2 separate regions of the Homo sapiens genome follow, and region 1 is linked to region 2. The links are chromatin loops, found by intact Hi-C in ENCODE. Cell type or tissue: prostate gland. All regions are shown on one strand. Links, peaks and the distances in the headings refer to the core of each region. The heading gives the core; the rest is flanking DNA.

Region 1 (8,325 bases), core at 10-8,009, 100 kb before region 2:
GGTGTAGGGGAGTTCAACCTTGTCCATCAGCTGCTAGAGGCCTGACCCTGCCCTTAACAGCTGCAGAGAATAAAAGTATCAGCTTGTTCAGCTCCTGGCATGCAGGGTACAAGCAGTTGAGCTGCATGGAATTGGATCTCATAGTTGAGTTTCTTGGCACCCTAGATACCTTGTTCTCTCCTCGATTACGGGTGTAGACTTTGTGTTGGTGGCTGTTCTGGGCCTCCTAATTTAGTTGAGATTCTTTTCTTTTCTTTTTTTTTTTTTTGAGATGGAGTCTCGCTCTGTCGCCCAGCCTGGAGTGCAGTGGTGCAATCTCGGCTCACTGCAAGCTCTTGCCTCCCAGGTTCACACCATTCTCCTGCCTCAGTCTCCTGAGTAGCTGGGGCTACAGGTACCCGCCACCACCCCCGGCTAATTTTTTTTTTGTATTTTTAGTAGAGATGGGGTTTCGCCGTGTTAGCCAGGATGGTCTCGATCTCTTGACCTCATGACTCGCCTGCCTTGGCCTCCCAGAGTGCTGGGATTACAGGCGTGAGCCACCGTGCCTGGCCTATTTTTTTCTTTTTTAAATAATAGAAATGGGGTCTCACTGTGTTGCCCAGGCTGGTTTTAAACTCCTGGGCTCAGGCGATCCTCCCCCTCTTGGCCTCCCAGACTGTTGGAGTTACAGGCATGAGCCACTATGCCAGGCCAGATTCTTTTGTTTATTTTTTAATAAATAAATTCAAGTGGATTCTCCTGCCTCAGCCTCCCGATTTGCTGGGATTACAGGCATGCGCCACCACACCTGGCTTATTTTTTGTATTTTTAGTAGGGTAGGGTTTCACTATGTTGGCCAGGCTCATCTCAAACTCCTGACCTCAAGTAATCCTCCCGCCTCAGCCTCCCAAAGTGCCGGGATTACAGGTGTGAGCCACCGTACCTGGCCTTGGCCTCAGATTCTTAATCTGAGCTTTGTCTTCTGCAGGTATGAATAAATGAATTTCCTCTGCAGAGAAGGTTGAGAATATTGACTGTTTTCTTAGTAGAAAATGCGGGAACACAGATTAGAAATTAAACAAAAATAATAGTAGTGGTCACAGAAATATACCAGTATAGAACATATGGGTATCTGAAAGGCTGAGAAGCTAGGTGAGATCTGATCTAGACCAGATCTTTGTCATCAGGCACAAGCTTTGCAGGTGATGCCAACAATAGTTATGCTGTTGTATAGAAGAAGAAGCTGAATTGGGAACTATTATTTATCTGTGACTGAACAGTTAGCCTTACAACATAGCATAATAGTTAAGTGCACACACTGTAGAGCCAAATGTCCTGGGTTTGAATACTGCCTTCACCACTTACTAGCTGTGATTCTCTGTGTATCTTAGTTTCCTCTCTGTAAAATGGGAGTAAAGTAATGTGTACTCTAGAGTGTTGGAAAGATTAGTGACTTAATACTGTACATATAAAGTGCTTAGAATGGTGTCTGGCACATAGTGAATGGTATGTGCTTTCTGCTAGTATTGTCATTACCATTGGTTTTAGATTTTGGGAATGAGTGGACATATATAGATGAAGGACCTGAGACCCATCCTTGCCAGTTTGAGATAGACCCTGCACCACTGGTCTCATGACTCAGTGAACAGCATCTCTGGACATTCTTGATGAAGACTTGCTTCTTTAACATAAATTGTGTATCCTGTTTTTAGTAGTTGAACCCTTAGCCCATTATGTAATTCATGTCATCTGAATTATATTTGGTTTGAAAAAAACATTAGTTTTTCTGTTCCTGAAACGTAAATTTATTTGATGTAGTAGCTGAGATACTTTGCACAAGTGTGTCAACATCCTGGTTTTAGAACTATCTTCCAATCAATGCTTTGTGATGCTGTCTTAAATACATGCAGTGTAAGTATGTAGTTTGGGATTTAATTAACTGTTCAAACTTTTATTAAATGTCTGTTGAAATCTTCCCTCTTCTCAGTATGTTGTCAGCAAGTGTTCTGTAACTTTTCAGAATGATAAAATGTGTCCTTGCTTTTCGTTTAGGGTATATACATGGTTTTTAGAAAAGTTTTTACCCGACCGTGTTTTTTGTATGCCTTAAAGTTAGATGAATTTGTGCTTATGTAAGCTTTAACAGAAATGTTGGTGGTTGTTAAGTCAACCATTTTCAGTTAAGTCTAAACTGAGATCACTTGAAAATGCGGCTGTTTCACTGAGGTATCTTATCTTCAGAAAGGTCCTTGAAAAAAACAGCAGTTAAACCGGGCATGGTAGCTCAGGCCTGTAATCCTAGTTCTTTGGGAGGCCAAGGTGGGAGGATCACCTGAGCCCAGGAGTTTGAGACCAGCCTAGGCAAATATGGGAAGATCGTATGTCTATGAAAAAGAAAACAAAAACGGAAACAAAACTTTTTAGGCAGTTAAAACTTTTTTCCAAAACTATTCCTTTCATAGAGAATATCTTTGTAGTTTTATCAGGTTGGTTTATTCGGCCGGAGACTTTCTTTCCTCATTACATTTAGACAATTTTTTCACTTTAATCGTTAATAGGAAGCTTTATATTATATTTTGCTGATTTTGTTTCTAAAGAAGTTAAAAATGTAGCAGCAGTTCTTTACCTGTGTTAAAATCTATCACATCTTTAATTCACTTTGAGGTGAGATAAATACGGGTTTCAAAATTTGGTTGGATAGATTGAAGTAAGCCTGGTGCTTCCTGCCCCTCAAGAACTTGAGATAGGTATGTTTGAGTTTCTACTGGATTATTTTTAGAATCTTTTGCTCTTGTCTGTTTCTATTCTGAGAATTCTCTTGGAACCTGTTCCAGTGTAGTAGAACTCTTGGGAGTGGAAAGTGATAGATGATGGAACACAAGTGTACACTGAATTCCTATGGTCTGGCAACTGGGTACTTGTTGTAGAAGCATTCCTATTTACTACACACAGCTCCATTTCCCAGAAAAGGAGGACATAGAAGTTCCTCCTAACAGTATGTTAGTTGAAGGTGTTGATTTTTACGGTCTAGTTTCCATGTCTCAGTCATTTTTACAGTTCAGTGGTGGTAACAATTTTTAAGGGTCTTGAAGAATATTTTGGTAACTTACGCTTTTACCTTGATTTAATGGATTCACAATTATCAGAAGTTTTTTTTTTTTGGGGAGACAGAGTCTTGTTCTGTCGCCCCGATTGGAGTGTAGTGGCATGATCTCGGTTCACTGCAACCTCCGCCTCTCGGGTTCAAGTGATTCTCCTGCCTTAGCCTCCCAAATAGCTGGGATTACAGGCTCACGCCACCACACCCAGCTAATTTTTGTAGTTTTAGTAGAGACAGGGTTTCGCCATGTTTGCCAGGCTGGTCTGGAACTCCTGACCGCAAGTGATCCACCCGCCTCAGCCTCCCAAAGTGCTGAGATGACAGGCATTAGCCACCGCGCCTGGCTTTATCAGAAGTTTTATGTAAAATTAATACGGGAAAATTTGTCTGTTGAATCATGCATCCTGTTAAAGTTATTTTCTGACCCGTTTTTCCAGAAGATTTCAGTCACATCCCCCATCCCCTGTGATTGTTGTGCGAAACCTGTTTCATCTCTGGAAATTTTTTTGCTGGACATCTTTAATATTAAGACTTTTTATGAATAGGGAATTAGGTATTATAACATTTCAGTGATAGTGTGGAGAGGCACAACTGACAGAAGACAAGTTAATCTGAATTTATTTAAGCATGCATTCTTGGATGTCCTGAGGCCCTTACAATTATTTTTATTTTTCAAAGAATGTATTTGCTATTTTTTTTTTTTTTGAGACAGAGTTTTGCTGTTGTTTCCCAGGCTGGAGTGCAATGGCGCAATTTTGGCTCACCGCAACCTCTTCCTCCCGGGTTCAAGCGATTCTCCTGCCTCAGCCTCCTGAGTAGCTGGGATTATGGGCATGTGCCCCCACGCCCGGCTAATTTTGTATTTTTAGTAGAGATGGTCGGGCTGGTCTTGAACTCCCGACCTCAGGTGATCCAGCCGGCTCGGCCTCCCAAAATGCTGGGATTACAGGCGTGTGCCACCGCGCCCATCCTTGTATTTGCTATTTTTATTTTTATTTTTTTTTGAGACAGAGTCTTGCTCTGTCACCCGGACTGGAGTGCAATGGCGCCATCTCGGCTCCCTGCAGACTCCGCCTCCCAGGTTCAAGCGATTCTCCTGCGTCAGCCTCCTGGGTAGCTGGGACTACAGGTGCGTGCCACCATGCCCGGCTAATTTTTTGTATTTTTAGTAGAGATGGGGTTTCACCTTATTAGCCAGGATGGCCTCGATCTCCTGACCTCGTGATCCGCCTGCCTTGGCCTCCAAAGTGCTGGGATTACAGGCGTGAGCTACTGCACCCGGCCTGTATTTGCTATTTTTAAGCTAGAAGTCTTTGTAGTAACAATTTATGAATATATAACCCAGAGCAGTAAACCTTAATTAAGAGAAAAACTTTTTCCAAACAATAAAGTAAGCCATGTAGTTTTTATGTTTCACAAAGCAACTATTCTGGTTTAGCCATGCAACCGGGTCATTATTTATAGGCTAATTACGTATTCATTGTGGAATATTAAGAATTGATGATTGGAAGGAGATATAGTCTTAATGTTGATACTGTGAACATGGACCAGTAAAATTTTAATAGTTTGCGTTATAACAAAGAGTTATGGTTTTCTTCCTTGACAAGTGAGGATTCATGTACATTATATCAAAATGTTTGGTTATAGTAGTGAGGCTATAAAGATTAAGTCATTTTTCTGTAAATCAAAAAATTAATGTACATTGAATATGGGTTAAGTATATTTCTTCTGTACATGCAGATTTTTATCACCAGATGGCACTCCTGTATGGAGAAAGTCTCATTTTGTTATTTCACCTAGATTATTTTCTTTCTTTTTTTTTTTTTTTGAGACAGTCTTGCTCTGTTTCCCTGGAGTGGAGTGGTGCGATCTCAGCTCACTGCAACCTCTGCCTCCTGGGTTCAAGCGATTCTTCTGCCTCAGCCTCCCGAGTAGCTGGGACTACAGGCGCGTGCCACCATGCCTGGCTAATTTTTTGTATTTTTGGTAGAGACAGGGTTTCACTGTATTAGCCAGGATGGTCACCATCTCCTGACCTCGTGATCCGCCTGCCTCGGCCTCCCAAAGTGCTGGGATTACAGGCGTGAGCCACTGCACCCAGCCGATTATTTTCATAAATGGGGTCACTGAGAATAAACAGTGAGAAAAAGATCAGATAATCCAATCAACAGAACTGGAAATCTATGAGTAAACTACTCACTTCTTAAAAAGGTTTTGTGGTAGGAATACTACTCAACAAGTTAGCTTTTGATTAGATGCTTAATTCTGTTTTATTCTTTTCTTAAAATGTATTTATTTAAGGAGATAGGTGGCTGGGCATGATGGCTCACACCTGTAATCCCAGCACTTTGGAGGCTGAGGCTGGTGGATCACTTGAGGTCAGGAGTTCAAGACCAGCCTGGCCAACATGGTGAAACCCCATCTCTACTAAAAATACAAAAAAAATCGGCTGGGCACGGTGGCACATACCTATAGTCCCAGCTACTTGGGAGGCTGAGGTGGGAGAATCACTTGAACCTGGAAGGCAGAAGTTGCTGGGCCGAGATCGTGCCACTGCACTCCAGCCTGGGCAACAAAGCCAGACTGTGTCTTAAAAAAAAAAAAAAAAAAAAAAGGGGTCTTGCTGTGTTGCCTAGCCTGGATTTGAACTGTGGGTTAAGTGATCTTCCTGCCTCAGCCTCCTGAATAGCTGGGACTTACAGGTGCATGCCACCTTGCCCAGCTTGGATGCTTCACTTTAGATACTTAAGATGGAATTGCAGAGTATTAGTGCTGAAGGTGATTTTTTTATTTTTATTTTTTTAGATGGTGTCTCGCTCTTGTTGCCCAGGTTGGAGTGCAGTGGTGCAATCTCAGCTCACTGCAACCTCCTCCTCCTGGCTTCAAGCGATTCTCCTGCCTCAGCCTCCTAAGTAGTTGGGATTACAGAGGTGCGCCACCATGCCCGGCTAATTTTTGAATTTTTAATACAGGTAGGGTTTCACCACGTTGGCCAGGCTGGTCTTGAACTCCTGTCATCAGGTGATCTGTCTGCCTTGGCTTCCCAAAGTGTTGGGATTACAGGTGTGAGCCACGGTGCCTGGCCTGAAGGTGATTTTAAAAATAATCCAATGGGGCCGGGCACAGTGGCTCATGTCTGTAATTGCAGCACTTTGGGAGGTTGAGGCGGTTGGATCACCCGAGGTCTGGAGTTCGAAACCAGCCTGACCAACAAGTTGAGACCCCATCTCTACTAAAAATACAAAAATTAGTCGGGCGTGGTGGCAGGCGTCTGTAGTCCCAGCTGCTTGGGAGGCTGAGACAGGAGAATCGCCTGAACCCGGGAGACGGAGGTTGCAGTGAGCTGAGATCACATCACTGCACTCCAGCCTGGGTGATGGAGCGAGCCTCCGTCTCAAAAAAAAAAAAAAAAAAATCAAATGGATTCTTTCTCAAATACAGATATGCCTTACATTTGTTTAAATGCATCACAGTTTTAAAACAGTGTGTTCGTATGCATTTATTCATATCTGAGAGAATGCTTTAAAAATAAATGGAATCATGGCAAAACAATTAACCTTGTTCTCTATAATACAACCAAAATGATAAACCCAAACCAACAAAATTATAAAGTTGTTAAACTGAAAAAGGATGCAAAATGTGTATTCATACTGACTGGAGAGGCAGATTCAAATGCAGTAAAAAGTTTTAAACCAGTGTATTGAGGCTGTGAGAAATTCTAGATAATTGGTTGTTACTATAATGTAAAAGGCAGTACAATAATATGTCTGTGGCCTTTAGCAAGCCAGTTAATGAAGCTGTTGAAAAAATAAGTTAATATTAGTGCAGCTAACACAGAAAAATGCTTGTCAGACCTTTTCTGGCTAAAATAGGTTTCAGGGACACAATTTTCTTTGGTACCTGAATTAGTATGATGAATTATGGTTAGTCTCCTCTATTTTATTTTATGATACACAGATCAAAAATATGTAGAAATGTTGTAATGTCATTTTATTAATCTGAAATGTATAAGATTTACAAATAGTGGAATATCTTTCCACATCATGGGAATGCTTGCTTTTGGGTGTCTAAAACTGACCGTTCTAGAAAACAGAATTCCGGCCGGGTCCTGTAATCCCACCACTTTGGGAGGCCGAGGCGGGTGGATCACGAGGTCAGGAGATCGCGACCATCCTGGCTAACACGGTGAAACCCCGTCTCTACTAAAAAAATACAAAAAAATTAGCTGGGCTTGGTGGCGGGTGCCTGTAGTCCCAGCTACTCAGGAGGCTGAGGCAGGAGAATGGCGTGAACCCAGGAAGCAGAGCTTGCGGTGAGCAGAGATCAAGCCACTGCACTCCAGCTTGGGTGACTGAGCCAGACTCTGTCTCAAAAAAAAAAAAAGGAAACAGAGTTCCATGTATTGTTAAAATCGTTGGCTCTGGGCCGGCTCAGTGGCACACGCCTGTAATCTCAGCACTTTGGGAGGCCAAGGCTGGTGGATCACCTGAGGCCACGAGTTTGAGACCAGCCTGACCAACATGGCCAAACCCCATCTCTACTAAAAATACCAAAAATTAGCCGGGCATGGTGGCGCGTGCCTCTGGTCCCAGTTATTCGGGAGGCTGAGACAGGAGGATTGCTTGAACCCAGAAGGTGGAGGTTGCAGTGAGCCGAGATCGCACTATTCGTTGCACTCCAGCCTGGGTGATGGAGTGAGACTCTGTCTTAAAAAAAAAAAAATCATTGGCTCTGCATTGTTATCATTGGAGATGATAGCTCTATGTGTTATTGCGCTGAAGACCTTCCAGTGGGACAGATGTGGAGATGGAAGACGGTAGTATTGATGATCCTGACCCTGTGTAGGCCTAGACTAATGTGTGTGTTTATCTCTTAGTTTTTTTTTTTTTTTTTTTTTAATAATGGAGTCTCCCTCTGTCACCCAAGCTGGAGTGCAGTGGGCTCACTGCAACCTCCGCCTCCCAGGTTCAAGCAATTATCCTGCTTCAGCCTCCCTAGTAGCTGGGATTACAGGCGTCTGCCACCATGCCTGGCTAATTTTTGTATTTTTAGTAGAGATGGGGTTTCACCATGTTGGTCAGGCTGGTCTCGAACTCCTGACCTCGTGATCTGCCTGCCTCAGCCTCCCAAAGTGTTAGGATTACAGATATGAGCCACCGCGACCGGCTGCACATTTGTTTTTGTTTTGTTTGTTCTAGGAGCTTCGTAAGAGTGGAATTGTTTGCATAAACAGTTTGTTTCTG
Region 2 (8,287 bases), core at 288-8,287:
AGACTTGCCTTGTCCACCTAGGTGTGCCCCCCACCTACCTGCTCGGAGCTTGAAGTTCTTCATAGGACCCTGTTGCTAGGGTTGGGCAGCTAGGCAGGGCTTCTGGGACTCGGGGCTGATGGAGCATCCGCTGGTTCACTCTTTCTTCACAGGGGTACCTTGTCAAACAGGCATAAGTGGCAGGCCATGCCCTTTTAGGTGGGCACTGGTGAGGCATTGGTGGACTGAAAGGTGTCACCAGGTTTTGGAGCAAAGGCCTCTCTCAGCCTCCTGTTTCCAGACCACAGTGGCTGAGAATCCCAATAGAAGGGAAATCTCCAAAAGATTGAGACTTACGCTGGGCTTCCTGTGGCCTGTGCTCGCCTCTTCTCAGACTGTTTGCTTTGCTCTGAGGTAGGTACTTGTCCCATATTCAGATAGTCTGTGTTCATTTATGATCCGAAGTTATCTTGGGATTTCTATGCCCTCATTTTGGATGCCAAGCATGAGCAACTTGAAGGATTTTTACAGAGAGTTGTGGTCATTAAAGCTTAATGTTAATAGTTTTGATGTTCAGTTTATGTATTGTATCCTGATGGCTGGAACCAGCTGCTATGTGAGGGGCCGCAGTGAGCACTGAGCACAGAGCCTCTCACCTTAAGGGAGCCTGGGTGGTTACATCATTGCCTGCCTGCTCAGCCTTGAGACTTGGGCCCAAGCGCCAGGCCAGGCTCTCCCCAGCACCCTCCTCCTCTGCCTCCAGATCCATGTGTCCTGGCTTTTCTTTTGCCAGCATGCCAGTGTGGAGAGCGCCTCTTCCCACCAGTCCTCAGCCACCTTCTCCACGGCAGCGACCTCCGTCTCAAGTTCCGCATCCTCAGGCGCCAGCCTGTCCAGTAGCATGAACACCGCGAACAGCCTCTGTCTGGGTGGGACCCCCGCGAGTGCATCCAGCAGCAGTAGCAGGGCCGCGCCCTTGGTGACCTCAGGTATTTGCTCCAGAGGCCTTTCCTGCCCACCCCTGAGCCCCTCAAAGGTGCCTGCTTGGCGTCCCAGGAAGGCAGTGCAGGTGTCAGGAGAGTCTCAGGCCCGCCGAGTGCGCTGCGTGTTCCACTGACCTTGAGGCCCAATCTCCCCACCCCTGATGGGGATGAATTCTTCCTTGCAGGATTCCTGGCCTCTGCGTGCTTCTAGCTTTTCAGTCTTTCCTCTTTGTTCTTTCCTGGAGCCGAGTTGACATTGTGACTTGGAGGGGCCAGGGATGACTTATGGTGGGCTCCACGACTGCAGACCTAGGCTGTCTGTAGGCCCAGCAGACTATGATTTGATGGTCGCTGCTAAAACCGACTTCGAACTCAGCCTGTCCCTCTCCTGGCACTGCATGGCTTCCTTGCCCTCTTTGGAGGAGGCAGATTCTTTTTATATTTCTCTTTGCTCAGTGCAGTGGGACCTTAGGGACTGGGGGAAAGGGGCTGCTTTTGTCTGGGCCCGGAACTCTCTGACGTTGAAACAACCTCAGTGTGGTGGCCGGGCTTTCTGTCTCCCCTTCACTGCTTTGTAGAATGACCCTCTGCCTCATTCGGCCACTGCCCTTCTTTGAACCCATCTGGGGTAGCTCAGTGACTGTGCCTCCTCCTGAAGCAGCTGAGGACTCTCACTCTTTGTGGTGACCATTTCACTCCATTTGATTTTTCCCTCTATACAGGCAAAGCACCCCCAAACTTACCTCAGGGGGTGCCTCCCCTGCTGCACAACCAGTACCTCGTAGGTCCCGGAGGACTGCTTCCTGCCTACCCGGTGAGTGTATGGCGGAACTCCTGGCCTGCCCAGCTCCCCTGGCCTCGGGGGCTGGCACCTGGCAGGAACCTGGCGTTGGGCCCAGGTTGCCCACCTTGAGCTGCCCTTCCATCCCTGAGCACCCCCGTCTCTGCCCCACTGAGCCCTGGTGGTCTTCTTCCATCTAGACTCCGTGAAGGCAGGATCTGTTCCCGTAACAGCTAATCCAGATCCCATTCCCGGGTGTGTTAGAGCCCCCCAACCTTGTTTTGACTCCTAGATGGACCTGGGCTTCCCAGGGTGTGGTATGTGGTTCCTAAAATACACTTTCTGGTTCTCACACAGATCTATGGCTATGACGAGCTCCAGATGCTGCAGTCACGGCTGCCAGTGGTGAGTGGGGTATGGACTGGTCGGAGCAGAGGGTTCAGAATCTTTTACATGTCCCCCCTCTTATGGTCTTGGCTGCCACACTCTCTGGCCCTTAGGATCCTCTGCCTGAGGAACCTCTCAGCACCACTACTGAGAAAGCTGTTTTCATCTGGCGGTTGTGCCAGGCGTGACCATAGCTTTAGCACAGAGTATCCAGTGCTCATCCCTGGGAAACATGAAGGCCTTTGGGACCTGGGGCCCTGGTAGGCCATGTCCCCTGTTAAATGTTGGTCCTTATCTTCCCTCCTCCATCTTGTTTTCTCTCTCTTTTTTAAAAAGAAAAACCATATGACACAAGACATGGAGGTTGCTTACGTGGCCCTGGAGTTTTATACTGTCTTCCTCTTCCTCAGAGTACCATATAGTGTCTTTGGTCTGAGATGGCCAGTGACTGCTCTTCTGCAATCAGCTGAGTGAGTGGCTTGAGCTGATGGTCTTTAAGGTCTCTTCTGGGTCTGGCCTCCCATCTAGATTTGTGAGAATGCCTGCCCTGGGACGTCCCTGGTGGTTGCAGCCTTACTCTGAGACCAGGGTTGCCTCTTTCTTCTGACCGTTGGTGCCAGAATGCAGTGTGGGCCTTTCCTGGGATAGCCACATGAACAGAACTGTGGGGACAGAGGGGAATAGGCCCGCTCCTTGCCCTGCCCATGGGCAGGACTTCCTCCTGGGAGCCACTGTCTTCTTGCTCTGCCATTTCCCAGGGCACTTGTCAGAGAGTTGCAGGCAGTTTGGACACCACCTCTGCTGGATACAGTCTTTCCTGTTGCTGGAGGAAGAGGCTTTCTCCCTTGTGCAGTGATGCCTTCTTCCCCGTGGGTGTTGCTCCCTTCTCTGCTGCACCACAAAGAGCTGACGGAGCTGCTCTTGTTTCAGAAGAGTAGCCCTTTCCACTGGCTGGCCGTATTTCCAGAAGCAGAGGCCTAGCCTGGGAGCGGAGCGGCTTCTCCCCACTGTGCAAACCAGCAGCCCTTTAATCTGCCGGCCAAAGGCCCAAACTGCAGGAGGTGGTGCTGAGCCCCGGGATTCATTCTGCTTCAGGGGCTCTCCGTGGTCTCCACACTTATTCACAGCACTCTTTTGGCTTTTATCACTTTGTGCCTTAGAGAAAACACCCTCTGGAGCCCACCTTTTGAGATATGTTGCTCTTTCTATCCCTCGGGTTGTTTGTTCACCTCTGCTGCTTGTGAGCCTAGTTCCTGCCTGGAGAATTCTCGTGTTCTGTGAAAGTGCTCCCCCTTCTGGGCTTTCTCTGCTCCCGTCCTCAGTTGTGCAGCTCTGTGTGTTCCCAGCTCTGCCTCTTCCGGGGGTTCTAGGCTGCTATGGGTTTCCGGGAGGTTTCCTGGAGGGTGTGAGTGCCATTCCCAGCCAGGATGGCTCCTTTCTGGGATCGGGCACAGCCCAAGGGCTTTGCCTTTCCTCAGGGGCCAGGTGTGTCCAGGAGTGCGAGGCCCTGGATGGTGAGTGAGGGTCAGGTCAGACCTCCCCTCCTCCACGAAGCTCCACTGTGCTTTGCCGTCTCTGTCTCCACACTTTGTTGTATCTGCCATACTTCCCCCAAGTCCTGGGCCAGGGGTGTCCAATGTTTTGGCTTCCTTGGGCCACATTGAAAGAATAATTGTCTTGGGCCACACATAAAATACACTAACATTAAAGATAGCTGATGAGCTTAAAAAAATTGCAAACAAATTTCATGTTTTAAGAAAGACGAATTTGTGTTGGGCCACATTCAAAGCTGTCATGGGCCGTGGGTTGGACAAGCTTGTCCTAGGCCATGTCAGTGTTTTGAGAGCAGTGTAGGTGGTGACAGGCCAGTTCTGGGCTTCACCTGGGGTCCTGCTTATTCCCGTGCCTACCTGGCACTGCCCCCTGTCCCCCCTTAAACCTTTCAGGCCCCTGCACTTCTGTTGCCTCCTTTTTCAGGTCTGCTCTGTTTAGTCAGCTTTCCTAGCTGCTCTAGTCTCTCACACAGAAAAGCCAGCGAAGTTGGTTCAGCCCGAGGCATTCACACAAGCACCTGCCTGTGGTGTCAAATGGATGTGTGAGGCTTGGTCTCCAGCAGCTCTGCCTGGTGAAGCTGCAGGGTTGGCCGGTCTGTGTGCTTATGTGTTAGGCAGGCCGCCTAGTTGCACACTCTTCCGAGGGGCACCATTTACTTGGCGTTCCCTGGGACTGCTGGCTCTCAGGCATGGAGTCTGTTTCAGGAGTGTGGCGTCACCACTTCCATGTGCTGGTTCTGCTCTCCTGGGAGTCAAGCAGGGCCAGTCGCTGATCAAGCCTCCCTGGTCTCTCCTAGGACTACTATGGAATTCCCTTTGCTGCACCCACAGCGCTTGCCAGCCGAGATGGGAGCCTAGCTAATAATCCATATCCAGGTGAGTTTGCTCAATGGATGAGGAGTAGCCCGGGGCCGGCCTAGCGCGAACTCCAGGAGCTGGGAAGCAGCAACAGCAAGCTGAGAGAGGCCTCTTAGTAGCCTGTGCTGAGCTGGCAGCCAGACCTGTTCCTGTTTGCAGAAGCCAGTGTGGCCTTTCTCTGGTTGGAGGAAGGGCAGTGGCTGGAGTCAGTGCTCTTTCCTAGGTGATGTCACAAAGTTTGGCCGTGGGGACTCTGCATCCCCTGCACCCGCTACCACACCAGCTCAGCCACAGCAGAGCCAATCACAGACCCACCACACAGCCCAGCAGCCCTTCGTGAATCCTGCACTGCCACCTGGCTATAGCTACACTGGTCTTCCCTACTACACAGGCATGCCCAGTGCCTTCCAGTATGGCCCCACCATGTTTGTGAGTATTTCAGAGGGTGTGACTGTGTCTCCTGGCCTTGGGTTGCTGGCAGGTGGAAACCTGGGACCTATCTTCCAGCAGGGAGGGAGGGTTGTGATTCCACTCCGTCTTACCTGGTCTTCAGAAACTGTTCAGGCTGGGGACAAGGTCACTTTTCCCCTGCTGTGTTTAGATCCAGCATGTGTTGCACTAATGAAAACACAGGTCCCCTGTGGTTGTGGGTATGTCACCTGCTGCCTTAGGCTCTGGCAGGGGTACCTGACCAGCCTCAGCTTGCCTCTTCCTACACTAATACCTCATCTGCTTGCCCCCCCAGGTCCCTCCAGCCTCAGCCAAGCAACATGGGGTGAACCTCAGCACTCCCACACCTCCCTTCCAGCAGGCCAGTGGTTATGGCCAGCACGGCTACAGTACAGGTGAGGGGTACTTCCCAGACAGAGACACATGGGGTTAGACAGGCTTGCCTGGCTCACACTTGCCTCTTGTACCCTGCCACGCTAGGTTATGACGACCTGACCCAGGGGACAGCAGCAGGAGACTACTCCAAAGGTGGCTATGCTGGATCATCGCAGGCACCAAACAAGTCTGCAGGTTCTGGGCCTGGCAAAGGTAGTGTTTACCTCTCCTTTCCAGGATAAGGCCTGGAGTGGTGGGCTCCTGCCTGATCCCCTCTCAGGCAGGGCAACCCCTGAGTGATCCTGGAGGTGGGGAGCCTGGAGCTGGGAACAACTGCTGTGGGGAACAACTGCTTTTCCTCCTAGGAGTATCAGTGTCTTCAAGCACCACTGGTCTACCTGATATGACTGGTTCTGTCTACAATAAGACACAGGTGAGGGACAAAGGTGGGTTGGGTGTATAGGTTTTTGAGAGGTTACAGCCCAACCTGACCTTCACCATTGTCTTCTTTGCCCTGTAGACTTTTGACAAGCAGGGATTTCATGCAGGGACGCCTCCACCTTTCAGCCTGCCCTCGGTCTTGGGCTCCACTGGGCCCCTGGCCTCGGGAGCGGCCCCTGGCTATGCACCCCCACCATTCCTACACATCTTGCCAGCCCACCAGCAGCCCCACTCACAGCTGCTGCACCACCACCTTCCGCAGGATGCACAGGTGAGTACAGTGATGGAGGCAGCCACCCTACTCTGGGCCAGGGGTTCTGCTCCAGCCTTGACAGCCTTCCCTTCTCCTCTTCCTCAGAGTGGCTCGGGTCAGCGCAGCCAGCCCAGCTCCCTGCAGCCCAAGTCTCAAGCCTCCAAACCTGCCTACGGCAACTCTCCATACTGGACAAACTAAACCCAGAAGAGAGGGGTGGGCTGGGGCAAGGCTTATCCTGGGCAGGAGAGAACACACGAGCACGTATTTGGGAGCCCAGTGCCCTTTCCTAGAATTCCCGACATGTGTCAGCCATGCCTCTGTGGGGAGTCTGCCTCCCAGACTGGCTACTGTATGTAATGTATTTATGTATGTATTTGTAAATGTGATAGAAGTCTGGGGGGGAGTTGGGGGATGGCGGCAGATGTTAGCCAGGTCTGCCCTCCCCATTCAAGCCCCTTCTCCACTGTAGCAAAATAAGCACCCCCACCCCATCTGCCTTCAGGTCTTCTTCACAGCCTGCACTGCCCAGTGGGCCACTAGGGGCAGTCTCTGGAAGGGCTGGTTCAAGGCTGTTTGGGTATAGGGGTCAGGTACCAATGAAGAATCACGACTTGTCTCACTCCTTTGGAAATTGTTTTCTTTCCTGTGTAATTACTTCATACCTCTGTTTTTGAGAAACTGTTCCGTTTGTCATCTGTCATGGTCTCCTTCCACCAAATCTTCATCTGGGAATAGCAGCGGTATCCCTCCACCCAAGTATGGCCACCTGTTTGTCTTCATATAGAACAGGGGCTTCTGGTCTGGTCATGTCCCTAGAGACTTACTAGAGACTGGCTGACCATGAAAAAAAAAAAAATAATCTGAGTTATTCAGCCAGTCAGCTCCCCTTTAAAAATCTAAGGTATCTCCAAGCAACACATCTCCATTCTAGTTGTCTTGAACCACGTGGGCAACTGTTTCAGGGGTTTTCTCTTGCCCAATCCCCACCTAATAAAGTTCTGAGAGCATGCATGGTCTCTGTGTGGTGTGACTGAAGGGCAGCTCAGGGCAGAAGCCCTGGACTTCACAGGGCTAAAGGAGATCCCACATGGTCATAGTCTTCTGACACAGGCTATAAAGGCTTGAAATGGTTTTCCTTTTTACTGGACCCTCTTGGCCCAAATCACAATGGCTGTAAGGACAGCTAAACCTCCTTACAGGGCCCAGGCCATGTTGATCAAAGTTAACCTGGCTTTTCTTATAGCTCCTTAAGAGACTTAGGGATAGGGCAGTGTCCCACAGAGCCCTGTCCACTGGATACCAGGGCAGGGTAATTTCTTTTCCAAATCTCAGTGGACTTTTACAATCTGAAGCAAAGCCAAGAACTGAGAGCAGGGTTCTAGGCCTTAAGGGAGAGTATGAACAGGTATACCTGTCTTTTGCTTGTCATCAACTGAACATAATCTTGATTGGCAGTCAAAAGCTATGGTAGAACACGTGACTAGTGAGGGTGTCATGAGGTAGGCTGGTGGATCCGGGGCTACATATCTGCTCCAGAAAAGCCCAACCAACCATTCACCTTGTGTCAGGTCAGAAGCCAGGGAGTAACCAAGGGCCATAGGAAGGAGGCAGATCTCCTGTTGGCCAACCACAACTGTGCTCCAATCCAGCAGGCAGGAAGCTCAGGGCCTAGAAGTGTTGCCCAAGGTGCTACAGCCTCTCTTTTCACTCCTAAATCGCTGCTTCAGATCAGGTTAAAGGAGGAAATAAAATGGCTAGTCAGGTGATTGATTGATTGATTGTGTCAGAACCAGCCTGGGGTCACAATCTACTTTTTCTGCTTTTGGCCTCTACAATTGAGAGCGATGGTCCTGTCATCAGATGGGACCGATACTCCTATTAACCCACAGCTTGGGACCTTACCTAGAAAAAAGGTAAGTGTCTACAGGTAAAATTAGGACTTTTATTAAATAGGGTGATCTGCCTGATCCCTGCTATTAGCAGCAGTAAGTTAGGAAAACAAATGACAGTGAAAATGTTTGCCTAAGGAAAGCAGCAGAGCACCCCTCAATCCTTCACTGACCTACTTGTATCAGCTCCCGTTTTCAGAATCAAGTTTAACAAATGGCTACGTCTATAAGGAGCTTGAAGGGACTGGGGATACACCAGGGAGGTGAGTTAGTTAGAAAGGCAGATTCCCCAGTTTTGGTTTTTGTCTAATTTTTCAGCTGAGCCCCAGCGTAAT

Evidence for each region. Hi-C counts contacts between places; a loop is a spot of excess contacts. Peaks named below come from ENCODE experiments on the same cell type or tissue, not always from the same donor. Only the 100,000 strongest peaks of a DNase experiment are listed, where the experiment ranks them.
Region 1: a loop joins it to region 2, with 2.4 times the contacts of the local background. A loop is called at or near these places in 7 of 110 quality-filtered maps.

Annotation. Positions count from the first base shown.
Region 1 is chr9:34,019,805-34,028,129 of GRCh38, reverse strand. All of the region lies in intron 1 of UBAP2 (ubiquitin associated protein 2), which reads left to right. Among named protein-coding and RNA genes, the nearest start is that of UBAP2, 25 kb to the left of the region's middle. RefSeq lists a silencer at 1-52. In prostate gland, for the core only: a CTCF peak has its summit at 4,822 (motif pointing right); no DNase peak of the experiment used is centred there.
Region 2 is chr9:33,920,478-33,928,764 of GRCh38, reverse strand. It overlaps UBAP2 (ubiquitin associated protein 2), which reads left to right. Exons shown (of 29, transcript NM_001370062.2): 20 at 773-968; 21 at 1,685-1,776; 22 at 2,101-2,148; 23 at 4,481-4,559; 24 at 4,765-4,970; 25 at 5,287-5,386; 26 at 5,472-5,579; 27 at 5,732-5,799; 28 at 5,887-6,078; 29 at 6,166-7,072. The coding sequence ends at 6,261. Among named protein-coding and RNA genes, the nearest start is that of SNORD121B, 9.8 kb to the left of the region's middle. RefSeq lists enhancers at 342-1,332, 3,410-3,649. In prostate gland, for the core only: CTCF peaks have their summits at 3,471 (motif pointing left) and 6,602; DNase peaks (open chromatin) are centred at 3,434 and 4,684; H3K27ac peaks cover 1,415 bases.